Linked DNA regions of Homo sapiens: region 1 is linked to region 2. Evidence: read pairs that join two places in POLR2A ChIA-PET (ENCODE). Cell type or tissue: MCF 10A. All regions are shown on one strand. Each heading gives the region's core, and the rest is flanking DNA. Links, peaks and the distances in the headings are about the cores only. Region 1 overlaps PDGFDDN (PDGFD downstream neighbor). Region 2 has its middle 71 kb from the start of MIR4693.

The links. Peaks named below come from ENCODE experiments on the same cell type or tissue, not always from the same donor. Only the 100,000 strongest peaks of a DNase experiment are listed, where the experiment ranks them.
Region 1: POLR2A ChIA-PET joins it to region 2 with 5 read pairs; 3 of 35 experiments call an interaction of 5 or more read pairs at or near these places.

The regions. Positions count from the first base shown.
Region 1 is chr11:103,899,780-103,905,169 of GRCh38, reverse strand. PDGFDDN (PDGFD downstream neighbor) reads left to right here. Exons shown (of 4, transcript XR_947960.3): 1 at 1-490. Among named protein-coding and RNA genes, the nearest start is that of PDGFDDN, 4.4 kb to the left of the region's middle. RefSeq lists enhancers at 440-609, 1,030-1,119. In MCF 10A, for the core only: no CTCF peak of the experiment used is centred there; no DNase peak of the experiment used is centred there.
Region 2 is chr11:103,776,394-103,781,783 of GRCh38, reverse strand. No RefSeq gene overlaps it. Among named protein-coding and RNA genes, the nearest start is that of MIR4693, 71 kb to the left of the region's middle. In MCF 10A, for the core only: no CTCF peak of the experiment used is centred there; a DNase peak (open chromatin) is centred at 2,403.

The DNA.
Region 1 (5,390 bases), core at 223-5,222, 120 kb before region 2:
GTCTCCCACAGGCTTCCTTTCTCACCTGCCTCTACTTGTCAGTCTTCAAATCAGAGAAAATCAGGATCAATATCTGCTTTGGGAAAGACAGGAGATAGATCAGTCGAGGAGATCAACTGCATGGTTACCCAAGTGAGCAATTAATAGGGTAAAATTCCCAACTGCTTTAAGAAATCACTGCTTTTTGAGAGTCAAACACATCAGGTGCATATTTTTCAGTACTGTCCACTTTGGTGCAAACTTCAGGATATGGTGGTAGATATTTGTTGACTTCTGTCAATAGAAATTTAGCCACAGTCAATATGGGGAAAATTGACTAAATTACATGTTTCATTCATTCATTCAACAGCAAATACATTAAAGCCCGCTATGTATCAGACATGCTTTGAGGCTTGAAACACAAGATTCACAACAGAGGATAAAACTAGAGAAAGATATTCTAGGTAAGATCAACAGGAAGAACAAAGGTCTCCCAGCAAAAATGCATAAGGTAAGTGTGGGCAGTTCAGAAAATATAAAGTGATCGAAAGGAAAGAAAAGGAAACTGTAGGCAAATGAATTTAGTCTTTTACATTTAGTAAAGGAAGCTCCATGAGGACCTCTGAGCACAGTGGGGGCTGTATGTGTCATAGAGCACCAGACAGAAAGTTAGAAGGTCTTGGTTGTAGTGACTAGCCTGCCACTTTCTAAACCTATGTTTCCTCATTTACACACTCAGATATGTAAGATGTTCTGGAGGTGTCTTCCGGCAGAACAATTCTGCAATTCTGCATTTTCGAAAATGGGTCTACAGAAAGAGTAGGGATTGGGCTATGAGTTATGAGGCTCCTTGAAGTTCTAGGGGTGAGACAATAAGGATAAAGCGAGACTTCAGAGACAGGAAGGGAAGTTTGCCCCTGTGGTTGTTCAGGCTGTGCACTACAAATCTCTAGGGGTTGCTATTTGCATGAACTAAGATGACAAGACAGGTTAAGAGGTTTCAAAGTTCTTTGTGGTTGGATGGGCTGGAGGTGCAGGCTTGGAGATCTCCTGTAGGAAGAAGTCATGTGAGTTCAAGAGAATTCTTGTGGGAAAACCAGGGAGGCAGGAAGGAGGGGTGAATTTTGCAAGCATGTCTCCAAGAAGAGGAGCCAGGTCTTGTAACATTGAAAGGGAGTCATTCTCAGGGTCAAAGCTGAAACCATAAGAAGATACACAGAACCTGAAAGACCTCCATAACCATTAAGAGGGAAGAAGACTAGTTTCTAAAGCTCATAAAAATGTGTTCTGAAAAGGTATTAAGTACTGACTGAGGGCTAAAGGTCCAGCCCTGTGCTAAATACAGCAGATTCACAGGAAAATAAAACAAACGTATTTCCTGCCTTTATCAAGCTAGAGAAGACATTACATGAGGCTAGAGAAGACTAGACACTAAACAAATAATTACATATGTAACCCAATACATTTGTGAAAAGCAAAAGCATAATGTGTGATGACAGTAAAAGGTGGAATCCAGATCAGAGGACAAGGAAGGGTTCTGTGAGAAGATGACATTAGAGCAGGAACAGAAAGTTGAATAAATGTTAGAAGCAAAGTGAAAGGAGAGTGTGACATTAAATGGTAGCAATAAAAATGAAAAAAAATCTAGCTATATTAAAGAAATAGTTTGAATCTTTAATTTATCAGAGTTGGGGATATATTAGACTGAGGCAAAAGAAGATAGAAGATAGCAAGGATTTTTCCAAGGCTTCTGGCATAACAAACTGTGCAGATAGAGGTGCCATTTATTGAGATGGGGGACATGCAAAGAGAAGGAGATTTAGGATAGATTAAGAATTCAGTGTGAGGTATTAATTCCAAGTGACATTTGATATATCCAATTGGAGATATTAAGTAGGCAGTTAGGTCTGTGGGTCTGGAGCTAAGAAGAAGGGTCTGAGACAGATGTAAATTTAGAAGTCAGCAATATACAGTGGTATTACAAAACACAGGAACAGTCCAGATACTTAGGGGAGGGTGAAAACTGAAAGGGGAAGAATCACAGGGCAATTGTGAGAATATAAAAATGTTCTAAGTGCCAGAGGAAGAAATTGTTGCAAAGAGTCTGGGTCAGTTTTATCGACTATGGCAGAGAAGGTATGAGAAACACCTACAGATTTATCTGCTCAGAAATACTCCTTTCTTTTATTTTTATTTTTATTATACTTTAAGTTTTAGGGTACATGTGCACAACGTGCAGGTTTGTTACATACGTATACATGTGCCATGTTGGTGTGCTGCACCCATTAACTCATCATTAACATTAGGTATATCTCCTAATGCTATCCCTCCCCCCTTCCCCCACCCCACAACAGGCCCCAGTGTGTGATGTTCCCCTTCCTGTGTCCATGTGTTCTCACTGTTCAATTCCCACCTATGAGTGAGAACATGCGGTGTTTGATGTTTTGTCCTTGCGATAGTTTGCTGAGAATGATGGTTTCCAGCTTCATCCATGTCCCTACAAAGGACATGAACTCATCATTTTTTATGGCTGCATAGTATTCCATGGTGTATATGTGCCACATTTTCTTAATCCAGTCCATCATTGTTGGACATTCAGGTTGGTTCCAAGTCTTTGCTATTGTGAATAGTGCCGCAATAGACATACATGTGGATGTGTCTTTATAGCAGCATGATTTATAATCTTTTGGGTATATACCCAGTAATGGGATGGCTGGGTCAAATGGTAAGAAATACTCCTTTCTAACCCTAATCTCTTTTCTGAGAGATTCCTCTTCATCTATAGCAGTATTGTCCAATAGAACTTCTTGCGATGATGGAGATGTTCTATATCTGTTCTAAGAGAGCAGCTAATAGCCACACTTGGCTGCTGAGCACTGGAAGCATGACCAGTGTGGCTGAAGATTTTTAAATTTTATTTAATTTTACTTAATATTTAAATATAAATTGCCACATGTGACAAGTGGCTACTGTATTAGGCTATGCAGTTGTAGATTTAATTATCACCCAGAGTTGTAGCCAGAATACTACACACTTCACAGTACCACACACACGTTCTAGTCACAGCCAGGGGCACCTGACTCAAGCTTTCTCAGGATGTATGGGCCTGAGGAGAGATTCAGACAGTCTCCTTGGTTATTTGGATGGTAGGATGTGAAAATCAATGGCTATTGGCAGCCATACTCTCTGCCATGTAGACTAAATATCTAGAGAAAGTTAAACTATAAAGGAAAAGAAGGAAGAAAGACACAAACACACAGAAAGTCCTGAGGGAGTCCCTCCTTCTCATTAGTTCTGATGTCTGGCCAAACCCGTCTCTGGTTCTCTGAGAATGTCATATGGTGGAAATGTGAGTCAGATGATAAGATATTTGGAGGGAGGAATTGTGATTACATGAAAATGCTGAGTGAAAACCACTATCTCAAGGAGTTGATAGGTGAGTGAAAAGAGAACTGCAGTTAGCCCTTTATATCCACAGGTTCCACATCTATAGATTCAACCAACAGCAGATGAAAGATATTTGGAAACATGAAAAATATAATACAACTATAAAAATAATAAAAACTGGCCAAGTTCAGTGGCTCACACCTGTAATCCCAACAATTTGGGAGGCCAAGGCAGGCGGATCACTTGAGGTCAGAAGTTTGAGACCAGCCTGGCCAACATGGTGAAACCCTGTCTCTACTAAAAACACAAAAATTAGGCATGGTGGTGCACTCCTGTAGCCCCTGCTACTCAGGAGGGCGAGGCACGAGAATCTCTTGAACCAGGAAGCAGAGGCTGCAGTGAGCAAGATTGCTCCACTGCACTACAGCCTGGGTGACAGAGCAAGACTCCATCTCAAAAATAAATAAAATAATTAATTAATTTAATTAAATAATAATTAAAACAGCACAGTATAACAACTATTTACATGGTATTTATATTGTGCTAGGTGTTATAAGTAATCCAGAGATGATTTAAATCGTATGGGAGGATGTGCATAGGTTATAGTAAACACTGCGCCATTTTAGATAAGGGACTTGAGCATCCCCAGATTTTGGTATCCTCAGGGGTCCTGAAACGAATCCCCTGTGGATATCAAGGGACAACTGTACATTAAATTATTGTTGTCTGTGGCACTTGTGTTCTATGAAGTTGCCAGATTCACTGAATTAGCAAATACTGTTTTCACTGCTGCTCAGAGAAATCCTGGCTTAGGGTTGTGCAAGCCTCTGGTCACATTTTCATCAACTTTCAGACGGTCCACCAGTCTACTTGGTTATTGTGTGCTTCTGGTTAAGAATTCTTTATTTAATATATATTGTTGATTCATTAAAATTGAACTCATGGCCAACAGCATTATAACCCATGCCTGAACCAAGCTTACCTAACACATATTTTTTTCCATAAGGTACTTCACAGCCTTATTGCATTTAGGAACACCAAAGAGCACTTCAGAACTATGCTTGGGAGCCATTTTAAATGGCAAAATCTTCAACAAAAAGCACAAAAGTGTTAAAAACATGGCAGTAAATCAACTGTGAAAAGGACACTCGTTTACAGTATGAGAGCTGAAACAAGAAGGCAGTGTCACCTTGTCCTTCCTCAGCTGGGAACATGAGTAACTCAATTTTACTCATGCTGCTGATAAAGACATACCTGAGACTGGGCAATTTACAAAAGAAAGAGGTGTATTGGATTTACAATTCCACGTGGCTGGGGAGGCCTCACAATCATGGAGGAAGGCATGGAGGAGCAAGTCACATCTTATGTGGATGGCAGCAGGCAAAGAGAGTTTGTGCAGGGAAACTCCCGATTTTAAAACCATCATATCTCATGAGACCCATTAACTATCACTAGAACAGCACAGGAAGGACCTGCCCCATGAATCAGTCATCTCCCACCAGGTCCCTCCCTCAACACGTGGGAATTATGGGAGCTACAAGATGAGGTTTTGGTGGGGACACAGAGCCAAACCATATCAGCTCATGTCTTCAAATGACTACGAGAAACCACGCACATGGATTTGGGGGATACACATAAATTTTGAGTAGGTAAATATGCAAATACAGAAGGTGTGAATAATGGAAATGGACTGTAATAGTAGTGCCCATTTTACAATGTGCCAGGAATTTTTCTGAAGCTCACATATATTTAATTTTCATAATAACCCTCTAATACATGACTTTTATGAAAATGAAATACATTAATATATACTAAAGCTTTTTTTTTTTTTTTTTGAGACGGAGTCTCACTCTGTCGCCCAGGCTGGAGTTCAGTTGTGCGATCTTGGCTCACTGCAAGCTCCACCTTGCGGGTTCACGCCATTCTCCTGCCTCAGCCTCCCAAGTAGCTGGGACTACAGGTGCAGGCCACCATGCCCAGCTAATTTTTTGTATTTTTAGTAGAGATGGGGTTTCACCATGTTA
Region 2 (5,390 bases), core at 264-5,263:
GTATACTTCACTGAACTTTCTAAAGCAAGTTCATTTACAGCACATTCAGTATACATTTTTGGGAAAATGAGTAACCAATTTTGCTAACTTTGTGCGTTTTAATTGGTTGGCAATTTCCAGACACAACTGCGGGACAAACAATGATAAGCCACCCGCTGCCAATAAGAGACACAAACAGAATTTCAGTATGACTGCATGTATTTCTTGTTTTTGTCAGATGAAAAGAAGACCAACCTCTAATTCTTACAGAATTCTCTTCCACATTTGTACTGCACAGTGGTCTTCTGGCTTTGCATTCCTCCTCCTCTCCTTACAGATATGCAGCAATACAGATATGTCAATTCAGTGCAAAACTACTGAATTGACAGTAAAGGGTAGGTGAGTTCAATATCTTGGATCATTGTAAGCATGCTGTTTCTTCATGGTCTATCTCCCTCCATTCCACTTCCAGCTCAGTCTGCTCACAGCTCTAGCCACAATCCTTGGGATATTTGGTCTTCCTGGTTACTTTCTATATGCTGCCAAATACCAATTCTAGAATGGCAGCTCCTTCCAGCCATTCAAATGCTGAATTCTGCCCAGCCTTCCTTCTTTTCACACACAGTTTGGGACAAACCTGTGAGACTGGTTACTCAGAGGTCATGCACTTCTGCTTTCATCCATCTTACTCTTTCATGGCATTCCTAGGGATTTTCTCTGTTTCTCAGATTTCTGATTTTTTTACGAATTTGTTTCAAAATAGTGATATAAAACTTAATAATTCATCCTGGCTAACACGGTGAAACCCCGTCTCTACTAAAAACACAAAAAAATCAGCCGGGCGTGGTCGCGGGCGCCTGTAGTCCCAGCTAGGGCGTGGTCGCGGGCGCCTGTAGTCCCAGTTACTCGAGAGGCTGAGGCAGGAGAATGGCGTGAACTCGGGAGGCGGAGCTTGCAGTGAGCTGAGATCGCGCCACTGCACCCCAGCCTGGGCGACAGGGCCAGACTCTGTCTCAAAAAAAAAAATAATAATAATAATAATAATCGACACTTATAAAGCATACTGTATGTCAGGAATGTTCTGAGTACTTTAATCTTCACAACAACCCTATGAAGTAGGTTATTCTATTATTATCATTTTACATATGAGGAAACTGAGGCACAGATAGTTTAAGTAGGTTGCCTAAGGACACAAGCTAGGAATTTATAGAGCCCAAGTTTGAACCCTGTACATTTCCAGGGGCACTTGTCATGCAGTCTGTGCTATTGATACTATCTGTATCCTTGTGTTTTATGTTATAATATATTATGATCCCATAGAGGAAAAAGGCTGTGTCTTCTGAATCTTGGTGTCCCTCCATCAGGAACTTAAAACAAGCTGAAAGATGTTCTGGCTGCTTGCCAAACCTTTTTTATTAATTGCTACAAAATATTGAAGTATTAAAAATTCCATTTATATTAGTGAATATAAATGAGTGATTTGCCAGAAGAATGTCCTTCCTTCCTCCCTCTTTCCATGTTTCAATTCAGTCACGATATAGCATTTTCTTTTTTTCTTTTTCTCTTCTTGTTTTCTCTCCTTTATTTTCTTTCTCCTCCTCTTCCTCCTCTTCCTCTTCCTCCTCCTACTCTTCCTTCTTCTCCTTCTTATTCTTCTTCTTCTTTCTTCTTCTCCCTCTCCTCCCTCTCTCTTTGTCCTGGAATATTTTCTCTCAATTGATTTCACATCCCTACAGTATCAACAACAGGACCTGAATGACTTAGTGCAATATTTCCCAAAATGTGTTTTGCAGATTGTTGCTAGTCGTAGTGTTAAGAAAGGTAGTGGTAGGAGGATGGGGTCAGTGGGAAAATAAATTTGAGAAATGTGGGAGTAAACAAATATACATAGATTTATATAGGGAAGCCATTAATAAGCCTGGAGCTGTTAATAAGCTGGTATACATTATGACTCTTTAAGAAGGGGAGACAGCCTGTAGAATTTTCCAGGTCTATGTGACAGCAGACTCTAACAATGGGATTTGAGAGTTACTCTGTCAGGAAAAAACATACATTCAAATTAAAGGGTATCAGTTCCAGAGTCATTGAGCCTGGGGTTTGAATTTTGTCTCTTCCATGAAATAATTGCATGACTTTGAGTAATGTATTGAACCATTATGGAAAAATCAACTTATTTCATAGGGCTATTGTACCAAATGAGTACCTGAATTACTTAATAAATAATTTTAAATTTTTATTTATTTTTACTCTATTTATTTTTAAATGACAATTTTATTAACCATGAAAGTACCTGAAACAAAAATCAGTGTATACTTATGAAAACAAGAGCTCACAGAGAAATGTGGGTTACTCAATCTTTCTTAACACCTTAATTTCTATAAGGACTGAGCTGGTAGGAAGCTGCCCTATTATGGCTAGATTAGGTCAACATGTCTGAACCAGTTATGGTTGTTAGGAGCCAAAAATAATAAAGAACGCACCACTGAAGGCAGCAGCCATGGTTTCCTGACTATCCCCCAAACCAGAGAAAATTATGTTGACTAGTCTTAACCTGGAGCCATTAGGAAGAATAACTAAACCAGGCTTATGTACTTAGATATGATTCAGGACTTTTCATAAGTTAAATTTTTGACATATTTTCAAAATAACCACTATGTATGACAGAGCTTTTGTCATCCCCTTGAACAAGGAAGAAGAATCTTAGTGTACCTGCAGGCAGCCCTGTGTAACCTCAGAAGAACAGACTTACAGGGCCTGGTTTGCAGTAATTTTTCTCACATTTTTCAGTTTTAAATTTTATTTAGTGGCTGTAATTTGTTTTTCACCACTTCAGACTTGCAAACTTTGGTGAAAGAGGTGGGCAGAAACCTTAAGTCATTTTCCCTTATGGTAGGGGTAAAACTGGGACTCCATGATGAATAAAGAATTGGATTTAAGGGTCTTATCTGAGGATAGCAAGCTCTCATGCTGATGCAAGTTCTACAGACCCATTTCATTATTTCATTTAAAACAGGTTACATTAATCTGTTTTTTGGTAGAAATACATAGATCTCAATGTCCATTTTCAAATAATGTTAATAAATAGAATTACTTGTTTTTGTTTTCTAAACTTTAAAGCAAAGTTTTCCTCTGCACATTAGACAACATCCATGTGTATGAGCACATCTGGTAGTATGATGGAGTGAGGCTGAACAAGAGCAAGGGAAAATGACACAGTCCAGTCAGTAATTCCCACAAGAGGAGCCTTTGACTTATATAATGTTGCAACTCTAACTTACATAACATTGTAAACTCTGACTTACATAACATTTCAAACTTGATGTGCCCAGCATCGTGCCTTAAAAAAAAGAGAGGGTCAAACTCTTTGAGTCTGGTGAGAAATGCCAGTAGGCAGAAGGCTGCTGCTGTGAGAAGCTGATAGCAATGAAAAAAATAAAATGAAACCCTGGAGGATAATATTTACTTCTTTGACAATCCAAGTTACCCTCTACTCCAGAAGTTGGCAAATTTTTCCTGTAAAAGGCCAGATAGTAAATATGTCAGATTTTGCAAATCATATAGCCCCCGTTGCAACTACTTAAGTCTACTGTTGTAGCACAAAAGCAGCCATTCACAAAACTGTAAGGAATGCGTGTTGCTACGTTCCAATGAAATTTTATTTATGGATGCTGAAGTTTGAGTTGCATATATTTCTTATGTGGTAGAAAATATTATTCTTCATTTGATTTTTAAAAATAATCTTAAAATGTGAAAATCATTCTTAGTTCTTGAGTCATCCAAAAACAGGTGGCAGGATGGATTTGGCCCATGGGCCATAATTTGTCAACCCCTACTAAACACTTGTGACTCAAAGTATGGTCCACAGACCAGCAGCATTGGCATCACCTGGTAGCCTACTAGAAATTTCGACTCTTTGGCTCCACTGCAAACATTTCATAATCAGAATCAGAATTTTACCAAGATAATTTATATGCATATTATTAGGGTAAGAACACTTAACATGAAATTTACCCTGTTAAAAAATAATTTCAGTGTGCAACACTGTATTGGTAATTATAGGTGTAATGTTGTCCAGCTGATATGTATACTTAATCATCTGGCATAACTGAAACGTTATACTTGATGAATAGCAACTTCTTACTTCTCCCTCCCTCAGCTCCTCATAACCACCATTCTACTCTCTGTTTCTATGAGCTTGCCTATTCTATATACCTCATATAAGTGGTATCATACAGTACCTGTTCCTCTGTGACTGGCTTATTTCACTTGGCATCATGTCCTCAAGCTTCATTTATATTGTTGTATATGACAGGATTCCCTATTTTTTCGAGGCAGAATTATATTCTACTGTATATATATACCGTGATGGACATTGAGTTTGTTTCCAAATCTTGTTTATTGTGACTAATGCTGCAATGAACATGGGAGTGCAAATATCTCTTCAATATTCTGATTTCAGATTTTTTTTTTTTTTTGAGACAGAGTCTTGCACTGTCGCCTGGACTGCAGGGCAATGGCATGATCTCGGCTCACTGCAACCTCTGCCTCCCAGGTTCAAGCGATTCTCCTGCCTCAGCCTCCCAAGTAACTGGGACTACAGGCGCCCACCACCACACCTGGCTAATTTTTTGTATTTTTAGTAGAGACAGGGTTTCATTCTGTTGGCCAGGCTAGTCTCAAACTCCTGACCTCATGATCAGCCCGCCTTGGCCTCCCAAAGTGCTGGGATTACAGGCCTGAGCCACTGCGCCCGGCCAATCTTTCAGAGATATACCCATAAATAGGATTGCTGGACCAAGAGGTATTTCTATGTTTAATTTTTTTAGGAACATCCATAATGTTTTCCATTGTAGCTGTAACATTTTATCGTACCTTATGTTATATTACACACAAAAAAAATCAAGTCAAAATGATTACAGGCTAAAACTTAAGGTTTAAACTGTAAAACTCCTAGAGAAAAACATAGGGAAAAAGTTTCATAACACTGGTCTTGGCAATGACTTCTTAATATGACACCAAAAGCAAAGGCAAGAAAAGCAAAAACAGACAAGTGGGAGACCACATCAAACTAAAAAAAAAAGTCTACACAGCAAGGAAACAATCAACACAGTGAAAAAAAAAAAGAAACCCAAGAAGTGGGAGAAAATGTTTCAAAACCATGCATCTTATAATAGGTAATATGCAAAATATATAAGGAACTTCTTCAACTCAATAACAAAAAGACAAAAGCCCAATTAGCAGATGAGAAAAAGACTTGAACAGACATTTATCCAAAGCAGACACAAATGGCCAACAGGTATGTGGAAAGATGTTCAATATCACCAGACATCAGGGAAATGGAAATCAAAACCACAATGAAATATTTACTTACACCTGTTAGGATAACAATTATCAAAAAAAAAAAAGATTAT